Regions from separate parts of the Homo sapiens genome. Here all the other regions are linked to region 4. The links are chromatin contacts, found by Hi-C or POLR2A ChIA-PET in ENCODE. All regions are on one chromosome and are shown on one strand. The core of a region is the stretch at or near the end of the contact, and the rest is flanking DNA. Distances in the headings are between cores, read along the strand shown. Region 1 holds the start of BRK1 (BRICK1 subunit of SCAR/WAVE actin nucleating complex). Region 2 holds the start of TATDN2 (TatD DNase domain containing 2). Region 3 holds the start of VHL (von Hippel-Lindau tumor suppressor). Region 4 holds the start of THUMPD3 (THUMP domain 3 tRNA guanosine methyltransferase).

The links. Hi-C counts contacts between places; a loop is a spot of excess contacts on that map. ChIA-PET counts read pairs that join two places held with the same protein, here RNA polymerase II (POLR2A). Pooled maps may share reads with other maps.
Region 1: a pooled map shows a loop between it and region 4 (7-fold over the local background). The contact joins the promoter of BRK1 here to the promoter of THUMPD3 in region 4. A Hi-C loop is called at or near these places in 10 of 50 pooled maps. POLR2A ChIA-PET finds 5 or more read pairs at or near these places in 3 of 52 experiments (T-cell, WTC11 and activated T-cell).
Region 2: a loop to region 4 is called in a map of CD8-positive, alpha-beta T cell, with 4 times the contacts of the local background. The contact joins the promoter of TATDN2 here to the promoter of THUMPD3 in region 4. A Hi-C loop is called at or near these places in 1 of 168 maps with a recorded cell type or tissue (CD8-positive, alpha-beta T cell) and 8 of 50 pooled maps. POLR2A ChIA-PET finds 5 or more read pairs at or near these places in 2 of 52 experiments (MCF 10A and activated naive CD4-positive, alpha-beta T cell).
Region 3: a pooled map shows a loop between it and region 4 (4-fold over the local background). The contact joins the promoter of VHL here to the promoter of THUMPD3 in region 4. A Hi-C loop is called at or near these places in 4 of 50 pooled maps. POLR2A ChIA-PET finds 5 or more read pairs at or near these places in 2 of 52 experiments (T-cell and activated T-cell).

The regions. Positions count from the first base shown.
Region 1 is chr3:10,114,175-10,117,095 of GRCh38, forward strand. BRK1 (BRICK1 subunit of SCAR/WAVE actin nucleating complex) reads left to right here and starts at 1,501. Exons shown (of 3, transcript NM_018462.5): 1 at 1,501-1,645. The coding sequence starts at 1,528. RefSeq lists enhancers at 1,309-1,598, 2,049-2,098.
Region 2 is chr3:10,246,923-10,249,750 of GRCh38, forward strand. TATDN2 (TatD DNase domain containing 2) reads left to right here and starts at 1,537. Exons shown (of 8, transcript NM_014760.4): 1 at 1,537-2,145; 2 at 2,273-2,692. The coding sequence starts at 2,279. RefSeq lists a silencer at 1,423-1,852 and an enhancer at 2,105-2,828.
Region 3 is chr3:10,139,814-10,143,027 of GRCh38, forward strand. VHL (von Hippel-Lindau tumor suppressor) reads left to right here and starts at 1,965. Exons shown (of 3, transcript NM_000551.4): 1 at 1,965-2,374. The coding sequence starts at 2,035. It also overlaps the pseudogene LOC124906359. RefSeq lists an enhancer at 2,882-3,214.
Region 4 is chr3:9,361,258-9,364,366 of GRCh38, forward strand. THUMPD3 (THUMP domain 3 tRNA guanosine methyltransferase) reads left to right here and starts at 1,797. Exons shown (of 10, transcript NM_001114092.2): 1 at 1,797-1,870. It also overlaps a transcript of SRGAP3 not described here. RefSeq lists enhancers at 1,527-1,736, 1,957-2,016, 2,087-2,166, 2,187-2,246.

The DNA.
Region 1 (2,921 bases), core at 251-2,750, 750 kb after region 4:
TTCTTGTCCTCAAACATACATTTTTCCATAGTTGCAATTAAAGAAAAATGTGGGCCAGGCAGGGTGGCTCATGTCTGTAATCCCAGCACTTTGGGAGGCCGAGGTGGGCAGATCACTTGAGGTCAGGAGTTGGAGACCAGCCTGACCAACATGCTGAAACCCCGTCTCTACTAAAAAATACAAAAAATAGCCAGGTGTGGTAGCGGGCACCTGTAATCCCAGCTACTTGGGAGGCTGAGGCAGGAGAATCACTTGAACCCGGGAGGCAGAGGTCACAGTGAGCCAAGATCGTGCCATTGCACTCCAGTCTGGGCATTAACAGAGAAACTCTGTCTTAAAAAAAAAAAGTAAGAAAAGGAAGGAAGGAAGGGAGGGAGGGAGGGTATTTTGTTTTTCCCCTCAATTTATTGTATGTGTTTTCATGTTGCTTGTGTTCATAATTAGCATTTAAATGACTGCATAATAGGCCGGGCATGGTGGCTCATGCGTATAATCCCAGCACTTTGGGAGGCCGAGGTGGGTAGATCACCTGTCAGTTCGAGACCAGCCTGGCCAACATGGTGAAACCCCGTGTCTACAAAAAATACACAAATTAGCCAGGCGTGGTGACGTGAGCCTGTAGTCCCAACTACACCAGAGGCTGAGGCTGGAGGATAGCTTGAGCCCAGGAGTTCAAGCCCAGGAGTTCGAGGCTGCAGTGAGCCATGATCATGCCATTGCATTCCAGCCTGGGCGACAGTAAGACCTTGTCTCAGGCTGGGCGAGGTGGCTCACACCTGTAATCCCAGCACTTTGGGAGGCCGAGGCGGGCGGATTGCCTGAAGTCAGGAGTTCGAGACCAGTCTGGCCAACATGGTGAAACACCATCTCAACTAAAAATACAAAAAAATTAGCCGGGCGTGGTGGTGTGCGCCTGTAATTCCAGCTACTCGGGAGGTTGAGGCAGGAGAATAGCTTGAACCTGGGAGGCGGAGGTTGCAGTGAGCCGAGATCACACCACTGCACTCCAGCCTGGGCGACAGAGCAAGACTCCGTCTCAAAAAAACAAAAAACAAGAAAAAACCTTGTCTCAAAAAACAACACAAAAACACAAATTTCCTTCTGAAAGGGACTGTTCCAGTTTGCAGTGTGCCCAGCTATTTATGACCATATTATTTTTTAGACTCCGTCTAAAAAAAAAAAAGACTTGTATTTAATGTGATTTAATCGACTGTGCCCATCTCACTGCGGACACTGAGTGCGCAACCTGAGCCTGGAGCAGTTGAGGGAGACGGCAAGACCCCACGCGCCGTGTAACGACCATAACGCGCGTGCACTACAACCTCGCCGCCGGCGTCCAGGCTTCTGTGTTCTATAGCGTGGGAGTAGAGAGCAAACGCCGGCGAGGACGTGACGTTGCACAGGCCTATCATAGTGCCCGAGAATTCGTGGGTGCTCAAGAGGATGGGTGTGGCCTGGCAGCGCAGGCGCACTAGAGGCCTGTAGGGTCGGGGCGCCTGCGCAGTCGCTCTTCCTCAGGCGGCGGCCATGGCGGGACAGGAGGATCCGGTGCAGCGGGAGATTCACCAGGACTGGGCTAACCGGGAGTACATTGAGATAATCACCAGCAGCATCAAGAAAATCGCAGACTTTCTCAACTCGTTCGGTCAGCGGGCCAGCAAGGGGAGGCGGGGAGGAGGGAGGCCGCTGAGGTGGTTGGGCTGGGGCGCCGGGGAGATGCTTTGAGAGGACTCCCGCAGCCTTCGGCTGTTGCGGGTTTTCACTTCCTCCTTCAGGTCCCACCTTCTCCCTCCCGCCCTGACCCTCAGGCTCCCGTAGACAGTCTCTGTAGGGTTATCCTGCCCTACGCTGAGCTCATGGCTTCCTGCCATCCCTCTGGATCCATTCTACAAGTCCTTCTCCTAGACGCGTCAGGCAGCCCCATCCTCGCTCCGTGGTTCTTCTCCTAAGTGGTCTCCCTGCCTCCTTTGTACTCTGCATCCATTCCGGTCCCCACTTTGCACTCAAAGTGAGCATCCGGGACCGTGTCACTCCTCTGTTTCAAGACTGTTGACCGTTCCCCATCTTCAGGATCTGGTCGATACCCTCTAGCGTCGTGCCTTTTAGTTGGACCCGTTGTCAACCACTCCCGTCTTGTCCATTCCTTCCTGTTTCCTGTGTCTGCTGCGGTGAGAGTGGTGGGAGATGAGGTCAGAGGGATGCCAGGATCTTGTAGGACCTTGGAAGTCCTCTCTGTATTGCTAGTATATATAGCTTATGGTAGGTGTTCTGTCTGCTTCTAGCCCATTCCTCAGAGCTAACACAGGTCGGGTGCCTTCAGCAGAAAGATATCTTTACCAGAATCTTTCCTAGGCATGGCCTGCTTGTGACAGCCTTAAATTCTTCCTTATGAACAGCAAGCAAAGCAATCGAGATTCCTACCCCTTCTTCTCCAAGTGTTTAACAGAACTTGGCACTGGTTAGACTTTCTTGTGTAATTACAGGATATAGGGACTAGTGTACTTTGGAAAGATTTTTAAATGAATGATTCTCTAACTAAAGGACTGATGGCCTTAGGAGTACAAAGGTGACAGAGCAAGAGATTGTCAGAAAGCATCAGCGAGAGATGCTAGAGCTCCATATGAGGCCCTCTCTTAAGGCATAGTGGGAGACACAGAATAAGAACCACTTCCTACATTCAAAGAAGTTCTAATCTTGAAGATGAAATAATGACAACTTCAGGACAAAGAAGAGCATCATTTTTGTATTAAAGTATTTTCATACAGGGTGTTTAGGACTATAATCGTGGCTGAGTTCAATGGCTTATGTCTGTAATCCCAGCACTTTGGGAGGCCAAGGTGGGAGGATTGCTTGAGCCCAGGAGTTCAAGACCAGCCTGAGCAACATGACCAGATCCTATCTCTACAAAACAACGACAACAA
Region 2 (2,828 bases), core at 287-2,786, 890 kb after region 4:
GTCTCTCACCCAGGCTGAAGTGCAGTGGCGCAATCTTGGCTCACTGCAAGCTCCACCTCCTGGGTTCACGCCATTCTCCTGCCTCAGCCTCCCGAGTAGCTGGGACTACAGGCGCCTGCCACCACGCCTGGCTAATTTTTGTATTTTTAGTAGAGGCGGGGTTTCACCGTATTAGCCAGGATGGTCTCGATCTCCTGACCTCGTGATCTGCCCGCCTTGGCCTCCCAAAGTGCTGGGATCACAGGCGTGAGCCACCACACCTGGCCTTACATGTACTTTTTTAATGGTTGAGGTGGAGCCATCTTTCTTATATTTAGGAGCGTTTCATGATTTGTTTTTGTTCATTGCTTCCTTTGCCTTTTTTTTTTTTTTTCCCTGAGACAGGGGTCTCACTTTGTCTCCCTGGCTGGAGTGCAGTGGCAGTAATCTTGGCTCACTGGACCCTCGACTTCCCAGGCTCAAGGGATCCTCCCACCTCAGCCTCCTGAGTAGCTGGGACTACAGGCGCCCACCACCACACCAGGCTAATTTTTGTGTTTCACTAGAGACAGGATTTCACCATGTTGCCCACGCTGGTCTCGAACTCTTTGCCTCAAGAGATCCACCCACCTCGGCCTCCCAAAGTGCTGGGATTACAGACGTGTGCCACTGGACCCAGCCTCCTTTGCCAGTCTTAATACTAAGTTATTTTATTATTTTGGGAGAATTGCTACATCGAATATCAGCCCTTTGTCATATGTTTCGAGTATTTTTCTGAATTTGTACCTTGTCTTTGATTTTTTTTCTTTTTTGAGACAGGGTCTTGCTCTGTCCTCCAGGCTGGAGTGCAGTGGCGGGATCACAGCTCACTGCAGCCTCGACCTCCCGGCCTCAAGTGATCCTCCCACCTCAGCCTGAGTAGCTGGCATCACGCCCAGCTAATTTTATTTTTTGTAGAGATGGGGGTCGCACCATGCTGGCCAGGCTGGTCTCTAACTCCCGAGCTCAAGCCATCCTCCCGCCTCGGTCTTCCAAAGTGCTGAGATTGCAGGCGTGAGACACCGTGCCCAGCCGTCTTTAATATTTTTCACCAGGCGGATAGTTCACATTTTTGTGTAGTCTTTTTTTTTTTTTTTTTGGTGCCTTCTAATTCTAATTCTTCCCATTTCTGGGTGTGTACTTAGTCTCTCTGAGCCACAGTTTTCTGCTCTATAAAGTGGGGTGATAATGCTCAGTACACGGTTTGCTTTGGCTCGATGAGAAATCCAGGTCTGAAAGCTTCAGGTACAGCGGCCGGCGCTGAGGAAAACAGCGTTAAGTGAGGCGCGTCAGCGGACACCACCTGCCTGCACATCTGGCTGGCCTCAACTTCCCGCTGTTCGAGCCCACGTGAGTGGCTCCGCCCCATCTGGCTTCTGACCAATGGACGAGCTTCCTAAGGCGTACCGTCCCGACTCCAAGGCGCCTGGCTTTGAGGCGGGCTGCGTCTTGCTCGGAGTCCCGCCCCTTGCCGGGTCGAGCAATGGGCGCCTTCCGTTTGGCGCAGGCCCCGCCCCTGTCGCTCTCCGGCCTGCGGGCCGCAGGGCTCGTTCCGGAGGGCGGGCGCCACGGAGGCCGGAGTGGTCGCAGTTCGGGCGGAGGCCGGGCCAGGCGGGGCTGTAGGGCTGGGGCAGGCGGCGGGCTGCCCGGCGGGACAGCTGCGGCAGCCGGCGGGGGGCGTCCTGAGTTGGCGGTCGAGGGCGCTGCCAGCTCCCGAGGGGCCGCTCGGGCCCCTTCCGGCCCGGGTCTGGTTGGGCCGCAGGAGCAGGGCGGGCTGCGGCGCCCGGGTCTGGCCCTGGCCTACGGGCTAAGCGCCCGGCCCCGGGGCCGCGGATCCGGCAGCCATGTGTGGATCTTGAAGCGCCATGTGGTCTTCTGAAGCGCTTGACAGTTCTAAAGGGCTTTATATTGCAAACTGATCAAAGCGCTTCGTAGCCCCGGAAGCGCTTAGGCATCTCCGAAGTAGCGCTGGGCAAAGTGAAGGCTTCCTGATCTCAGAAGCACGTTGTGGGCTTGGAAACCGACGGCAGCCTTTAGTCAATTTTGGATCGCTTTGACTTCTCCAACACGGTTTGGCATCTCTGAAACCTTGAGAACTGTGATGGGCAGTGGAAAGAAGAGGGAAAGGTCAGTGAGGCTAGCCCCTGGCTCTGCCCTTATGTCTTGCCGTCCTCCTGGGCCCGGGGTGGCGGGAATCTGAGGTGGGGTCGCCAGGAAGGGTGGTGTTGGAATCCAGGCCCCCTGTACCTTGCAGGTGCCCATGGCGTCCGAGCGGGGCAAGGTCAAGCACAACTGGAGCAGCACGTCGGAAGGGTGTCCCCGCAAGCGCAGCTGCCTCCGGGAGCCCTGTGATGTGGCCCCCTCCAGCCGGCCAGCTCAGAGGTCTGCGTCGCGTTCTGGAGGGCCCAGCAGCCCCAAGCGCCTGAAAGCCCAGAAGGAGGACGATGTGGCTTGCTCGCGGAGGTTATCCTGGGGCTCATCCCGCCGCAGAAATAACTCCTCCTCCTCCTTCTCCCCACATTTCTTGGGCCCTGGTGTGGGCGGGGCCGCCTCCAAAGGCTGCCTGATTCGGAACACTCGGGGGTTCCTGTCTTCAGGGGGATCCCCTCTGCGTCCTGCCAACGCCTCTTTGGAAGAAATGGCTTCTCTAGAGGAGGAAGCCTGCAGCCTTAAGGTAGGTGGCTGCCACGCTTTGCAATCGGTGAAGCCCCTTCCACATGGCTTGAGAGGTTGGGGATGGGAATTTTGGTGGAAGGAGACTACAAAACATTACATCCTTGAAGGTCTGGAAGGTCTTTCTAGAAGTCCAC
Region 3 (3,214 bases), core at 715-3,214, 780 kb after region 4:
TTCTTTCATTTTTTATAGAGACAGGACCTCGCTATGTTGCCCAGGCTGGTTCCAACTCCTGAACTCAAGTGATCCACCTGCCTTGGGCTCCCAAAATCTCGGGATTACAGGCGTATAGTGCTAGGCCTTCACATTCTTATATACCCTTCTGTTTCCTTAGCTGTGAAATGGAGATAATGACATAGCCTTAATTCACGTGGGATGCTTAGCACAGTGTCTGGCACTTGATAGATTTTTTTCTTTCTACTTGAAATTTATTTTTGAGCTGGGCACGGTGGCTCACACCTGTAATCCCAGCACTTGGGAAAACCAAGGCAGGCAGATTACCTGAGGTGAGGAGTTCAAGACCAGCCTGGCAAACATGGTGAAACCCCGTCTCTACTAAAAGTACAAAAATTACCTGGGTGTGGTGGCACACACCTGTAATCCCAGCTACTCCAGAGGCTGAGGCACGATAATCACTTGAACTCGGCAGATGGAGGTTGCAGTGAGCTGAGACTGAGCCACTGCACTCCAGCCTGGGTGATAAAGCGAGACTGTCTAAAAAAAAATTATTTTTAACTAATATAAAACTCTCTGAACCCTTCTTTTTCTGAGCTGCTTCTCCACTTGAGTCCATCCCACATCATTGAACATTTAATTACACAGAATTGTGTACCATCTTCCTTGACCCCCAGATCTTTAGCCTTCTATAGTACCCTGTCTCTTTTTGTCGTACTAGTCACAGTTGCACTTTTTTTTTTTTTTTTTTTGAGACAGAGTCTCATTCTGTCACCCAGGCTGCAGTGCAGTAGCACAATCTCAGCTCACTGCAACCTCCGCCTCCCGGGTTCAAGCAATTCTCCTGCCTCAGCCTCCTAAGTAGCTGGGATTACATGCGCGCACCACCACGCCAGGCTAATTTTTGTATTTTTAGTAGAGACGAGGTTTCACCATGTTGTCAGGCTGGTCTAGAACTCCTGACCTTGTGATCAGCCCACTTCAGCCTCCCAAAGTACTGGGATTACAGGCATGAGCCACTGCACCCGGCCATAGTTGCTATTTTATTTGTGTGATTGATTACCGTATGACGCTTTTATTGAAGTGCAGTGAAGGCAGGAAACATGACCGGTTTTTACAATATTTTCAACACTTATCACCATAGGTGGTACATAGTAGGGCCTTAATAAATATTTGTAAAATGAACAAAGTTAATGAGTGTTTATGTTTGTAGTTTTAATTGCTCTGAAGTAAATATCTGATTTTCCAATTTCCACCAGAGTGCTCTGCACATAGTAGGTCTAATTATTTTTCCCTCTTTACTAATCACCCATGCCTTGTAAGAATTCAGTTAGTTGACTTTTTGTACTTTATAAGCGTGATGATTGGGTGTTCCCGTGTGAGATGCGCCACCCTCGAACCTTGTTACGACGTCGGCACATTGCGCGTCTGACATGAAGAAAAAAAAAATTCAGTTAGTCCACCAGGCACAGTGGCTAAGGCCTGTAATCCCTGCACTTTGAGAGGCCAAGGCAGGAGGATCACTTGAACCCAGGAGTTCGAGACCAGCCTAGGCAACATAGCGAGACTCCGTTTCAAACAACAAATAAAAATAATTAGTCGGGCATGGTGGTGCGCGCCTACAGTACCAACTACTCGGGAGGCTGAGGCGAGACGATCGCTTGAGCCAGGGAGGTCAAGGCTGCAGTGAGCCAAGCTCGCGCCACTGCACTCCAGCCCGGGCGACAGAGTGAGACCCTGTCTCAAAAAAAAAAAAAACACCAAACCTTAGAGGGGCGAAAAAAAATTTTATAGTGGAAATACAGTAACGAGTTGGCCTAGCCTCGCCTCCGTTACAACGGCCTACGGTGCTGGAGGATCCTTCTGCGCACGCGCACAGCCTCCGGCCGGCTATTTCCGCGAGCGCGTTCCATCCTCTACCGAGCGCGCGCGAAGACTACGGAGGTCGACTCGGGAGCGCGCACGCAGCTCCGCCCCGCGTCCGACCCGCGGATCCCGCGGCGTCCGGCCCGGGTGGTCTGGATCGCGGAGGGAATGCCCCGGAGGGCGGAGAACTGGGACGAGGCCGAGGTAGGCGCGGAGGAGGCAGGCGTCGAAGAGTACGGCCCTGAAGAAGACGGCGGGGAGGAGTCGGGCGCCGAGGAGTCCGGCCCGGAAGAGTCCGGCCCGGAGGAACTGGGCGCCGAGGAGGAGATGGAGGCCGGGCGGCCGCGGCCCGTGCTGCGCTCGGTGAACTCGCGCGAGCCCTCCCAGGTCATCTTCTGCAATCGCAGTCCGCGCGTCGTGCTGCCCGTATGGCTCAACTTCGACGGCGAGCCGCAGCCCTACCCAACGCTGCCGCCTGGCACGGGCCGCCGCATCCACAGCTACCGAGGTACGGGCCCGGCGCTTAGGCCCGACCCAGCAGGGACGATAGCACGGTCTGAAGCCCCTCTACCGCCCCGGGGTCCATTTTGCAGACGGGGAACTGAGGCCCCTTGAGGCAGGACACATCCAGGGTGACGCTGCTCGTAAGCGTCAGAGCATTCTTTTTTTTTTTTTTTTTTTTCTGAGACGGAGTCTCGCTCTGTCGCCCAGGCTGGAGTGCAGTGGCGCGATCTCGACTCACTGCAGCCTCCGCCTCCCGGGTTCAAGCGATTCTCCTGCCTCAGCCTCCTGAGTAGCTGGGATTACAGGCGTGCGCCACCGCGCCCGGCTGATTTTTATATTTTTAGTAGAGACGGGGTTTCACCATGTTGGTCAGGCTGGTCTCGAACTGCTGACCTCGTGATCCGCCCGCCTCGGCCTCCCAAAGTGCTGGGCTTATGGGCATGAGCCTCCGCGCCCGGCCCAGAGCATTCTTTATAAGGCCGAATAGTTTGCATTTGAAGGTGGCTCCCCCCAGTCCCCCACCCCACGTGTATTTTCCCCTCAAAGAAAAGCTGCATCCTTAACACCCCATCTGTTCAGTCCTCATGACTCCAGTGGGCCAGTTCTGCGTAGTCCCTGCCCTCGTGGAGAACACATTCCTCCTGGGGAGACTGACAGATGCAAAGACAGGAACAAGCCAGGGTCATGTTGGCGCCGGAAGAGCCGACCGTGTGTGGCGTGGGAAATTGACTTACCTGCCTGCTGGGAGATGGAGGGGTTGCGGTTGTGTGGTTTCAGTTAAGGAGCACTTCCCGGAGAAGGAAGAGAGCAGGATGGAGTAGGAACTAGCCAACCCTAGGTAAGA
Region 4 (3,109 bases), core at 547-3,046:
ATGCCTAGCTAATTTTTGTCATTTTTTTGTAGCGACAGAGTTTTGCCATGTTGCCAGAGCTAGTCTCAAACTCTGAGCTCAAGCGAGCCACTCACCTCAGCCTCCCAAAGCGCTGGGACTACAGGCATGAACCACCACTCCCAGCCCCTTTGCACATTTATAAATTGTGTTCTTTTTGGTTTTGTTTTGTTTTAAATTCGGTTTATCTTTTTGTTGTTGGGTTCCTTTCACAATAAGTTAACTTTTGTCAACTGAAAAATAAAAATAAAATTCTATGCCCCCCAACTGACTGAACAGGCCCTCTCTTGGCCAAGGAGACCCTAGAAAAAACTTGGAAGCTGAGTTCCTACTCATGACAGGATGGGAAGTCGGACACACCTCTTTATAACCCCTCCCTCTATAATCGCCATTAGATTTTCTTTCCTAAGGGTTAAACAGAAACCAGCCCTTTTGAAAGACTCACTCCACCAGCCTGATGCTGACCCTCCCATTTGCAGTTTCAATAGAACAACCGACTAGCATTCCTTCCTGATAAGAGATCACCCACCATCCAGGGAGTGGTTCTGGCCAGTCGACAGAGGACGTGCAGTGAGGGTTTTCACATCCCCTGCTTCACCTTTTGAAGTCAAGCGGTAGAAAACTCTACCCTTGGATCATGCTAAGGCCACCATTTTTTAAACATGGGATCCACAGAGAGGCATGAAGCTCAACTGCACATGCACAAATTGCTCCTTTCATAAATATTCGTGACCCCTCTTACAGTTTATTTAACATGTATATTTGGCCACTGTGTTTAGCATAAATCCCTGTCTTATTCTTCCAACCCTGGAAGTGCCTGTTTTTGGCTTCTGACTGGAAGCTAGGCTTCCCAGTCTGTCAAAATGGCTACCATGCAGGTTCAACTCTTTTTTTTTTTTTTTTTTTTTTTTTTTGAGATGATGTCTTGCTCCCAGACTGGAGTGCAGTGGCACAATCTTGGCTCTCTGCAACCTCTGCCTCCTGGGTAAGCAACTCTTCTGCTTCATCTTCCCAAGTAGCTAGGACTACAGGTGCAGGCCACCACATCCAGCTAACTTTTGTATTTTTAGTAGAGATGGAGTTTCACCATGTTGGCCAGCCTGGCCTCAAACTCCTGACCTCAAGTGATCCACCCGCCTCAGCCTCCCAAAGTGCTGGGATTACAGGCATGAGCCACTGTGCCCGGCCAGGTTCAACCCTTTATGAGAAATAAAGTTCATCTGATTGGGCACAGTGGCTCATGCCTGTAATCCCAGCACTTTAGGAGGGCTAGACAGAAGAATCACTTGAACCCAGATGTTCGAGACCAGCTTAGGCAACATAGTGAGCCCCACTATTTCTATTTTTTTTAAACTAAAGAAAAATATGAAGTAAACAGTGCTAAAATAGTGATGGCAATACAGAAATCAGGAACTAGTGGCATGACATTTTGAGAAAGATATTTAAATAAGCTGGAGAGACTCGGTGTCTCCAGCTTTAAAACAGAAATCAGTCTCTGCCACTTCATAGGTGCTAGAACAAAAGAGACTTGTTCCAAATGAGATGACGCATGTGAAGCGCTTACCCAGTGCTCGGCAAGGGGAAGCACTCTCTAAACGTTAGCAAATACCATGGTAGGACACAAGGCCCCTGACTCTCCGCTTTCAGCTTACTGAAGATCCTCAAAACCAACAGCACACAGCTTCCAGCGCATGCTCCTTTCCCCAAGACCTTGTGGGGGAACCCGCCGCCAGCGCGGAGCCACCGTGACTCGTAGCCTGACTTCCGTTTCCGGGGGCGGCTTCCGGCGGCGTGACCTGACCGCAAGAGGCCAATGGAGTGTGGGAGCTGAAAGGGTCTTCGCTGGCGGCCGGTAACTGGCGGCGGTTGGGAACGGCCGAGTGTGGCTCTTCTGGTGTTTCAGCTTGGGGAGAGAGGGGTGGCCTTCCTCTTGCAGTTGAGGCCGGCGCCGAGCCGGACTTCAGGCGGATCTCGTGGCGGAGCCCATCTTGCTCCCTCTCCCAGGCCTTTACCCGCTCCCTAGGATTCCCGGGCCCTGTAGGTGGGAGTTGGGAGACGTGAGTTCTCTTTCATTCTGCGCCTCTCATTGGCTCTCTGACCTTGTGCGGAACGCGTCCTTTAGCTGACCTCAGCTGCATTTTTTAGAAGATGGAGATTGTATTCACAGTGACTGTCAGCTTTTTAACGGCGGGAACTGACGTAGTGTTAAACACTGTCGTGTATCGCTGGCACAGCACAAGGACATTATAGGTATTCTGTACTCAATTAAGTTATTTTGAGTCACAGACCTTTTGAAAATCTCGTGTAAGCTATGGCCCCTCCACCTCTCTAATACTTCCCCCGGCCCCCACCCCAAGCACACACAAAAGCTTATGCATAGGAAATTTGTTTTACTATTTCGGATTACTTCCAAGATCTCTCTCCTGATGCCCATCTATGGATCCCAGAGTCTGGCAAGTAGTAGGCGTTTGAACATTTGTAATCATTAGATAGTAAGTATTCAGTTAACCATTTTTATTTTTAATTTTTTCTTTTTTTTTTTTTTTTTTTTTGAGACAGGGCCTCACTGTGTCACCCAGGCTGGAGTGCAGTCCTCCCACCTCAGCCTCCCAAGTAGCTGGACTCCAGGCGCCCACCACCACGCCCAGCTATTTTTTGTGTTTTTGGTAGAGATGAGATTTTGCCATCTTACGCAGATTGGTCTCGAACTCTTGGCCTCAAGCAATCTACTCACCTCAGCTCCCTAAAGTGCTGGGATTACAGGCATGAGCCAGTGTGCCCAGCCCAGTTAATCATTTTTAAATGCATGAAATGCTATTTCACAGGAGGGAAGAAGATAGATAGCCTATTAATAAGTTTTAATTATTGGCCTAACCAGGTACTACTCTCACTTGTCTCCTAACGACTCTAGGAAAGAGGTATTACTAATTACTTAATTACATTTGAAGGTTTGGGAGAATTAATTTGCCATAAGTCATTCAACCTATGATGGTGGAGGCAAGAATTCAAACCTGTATCTATCTGAAACTCCAAAAGCCCCATATTATTATTATTATTATTATTTATTTTATTTATTTATTTATTTTTTTGA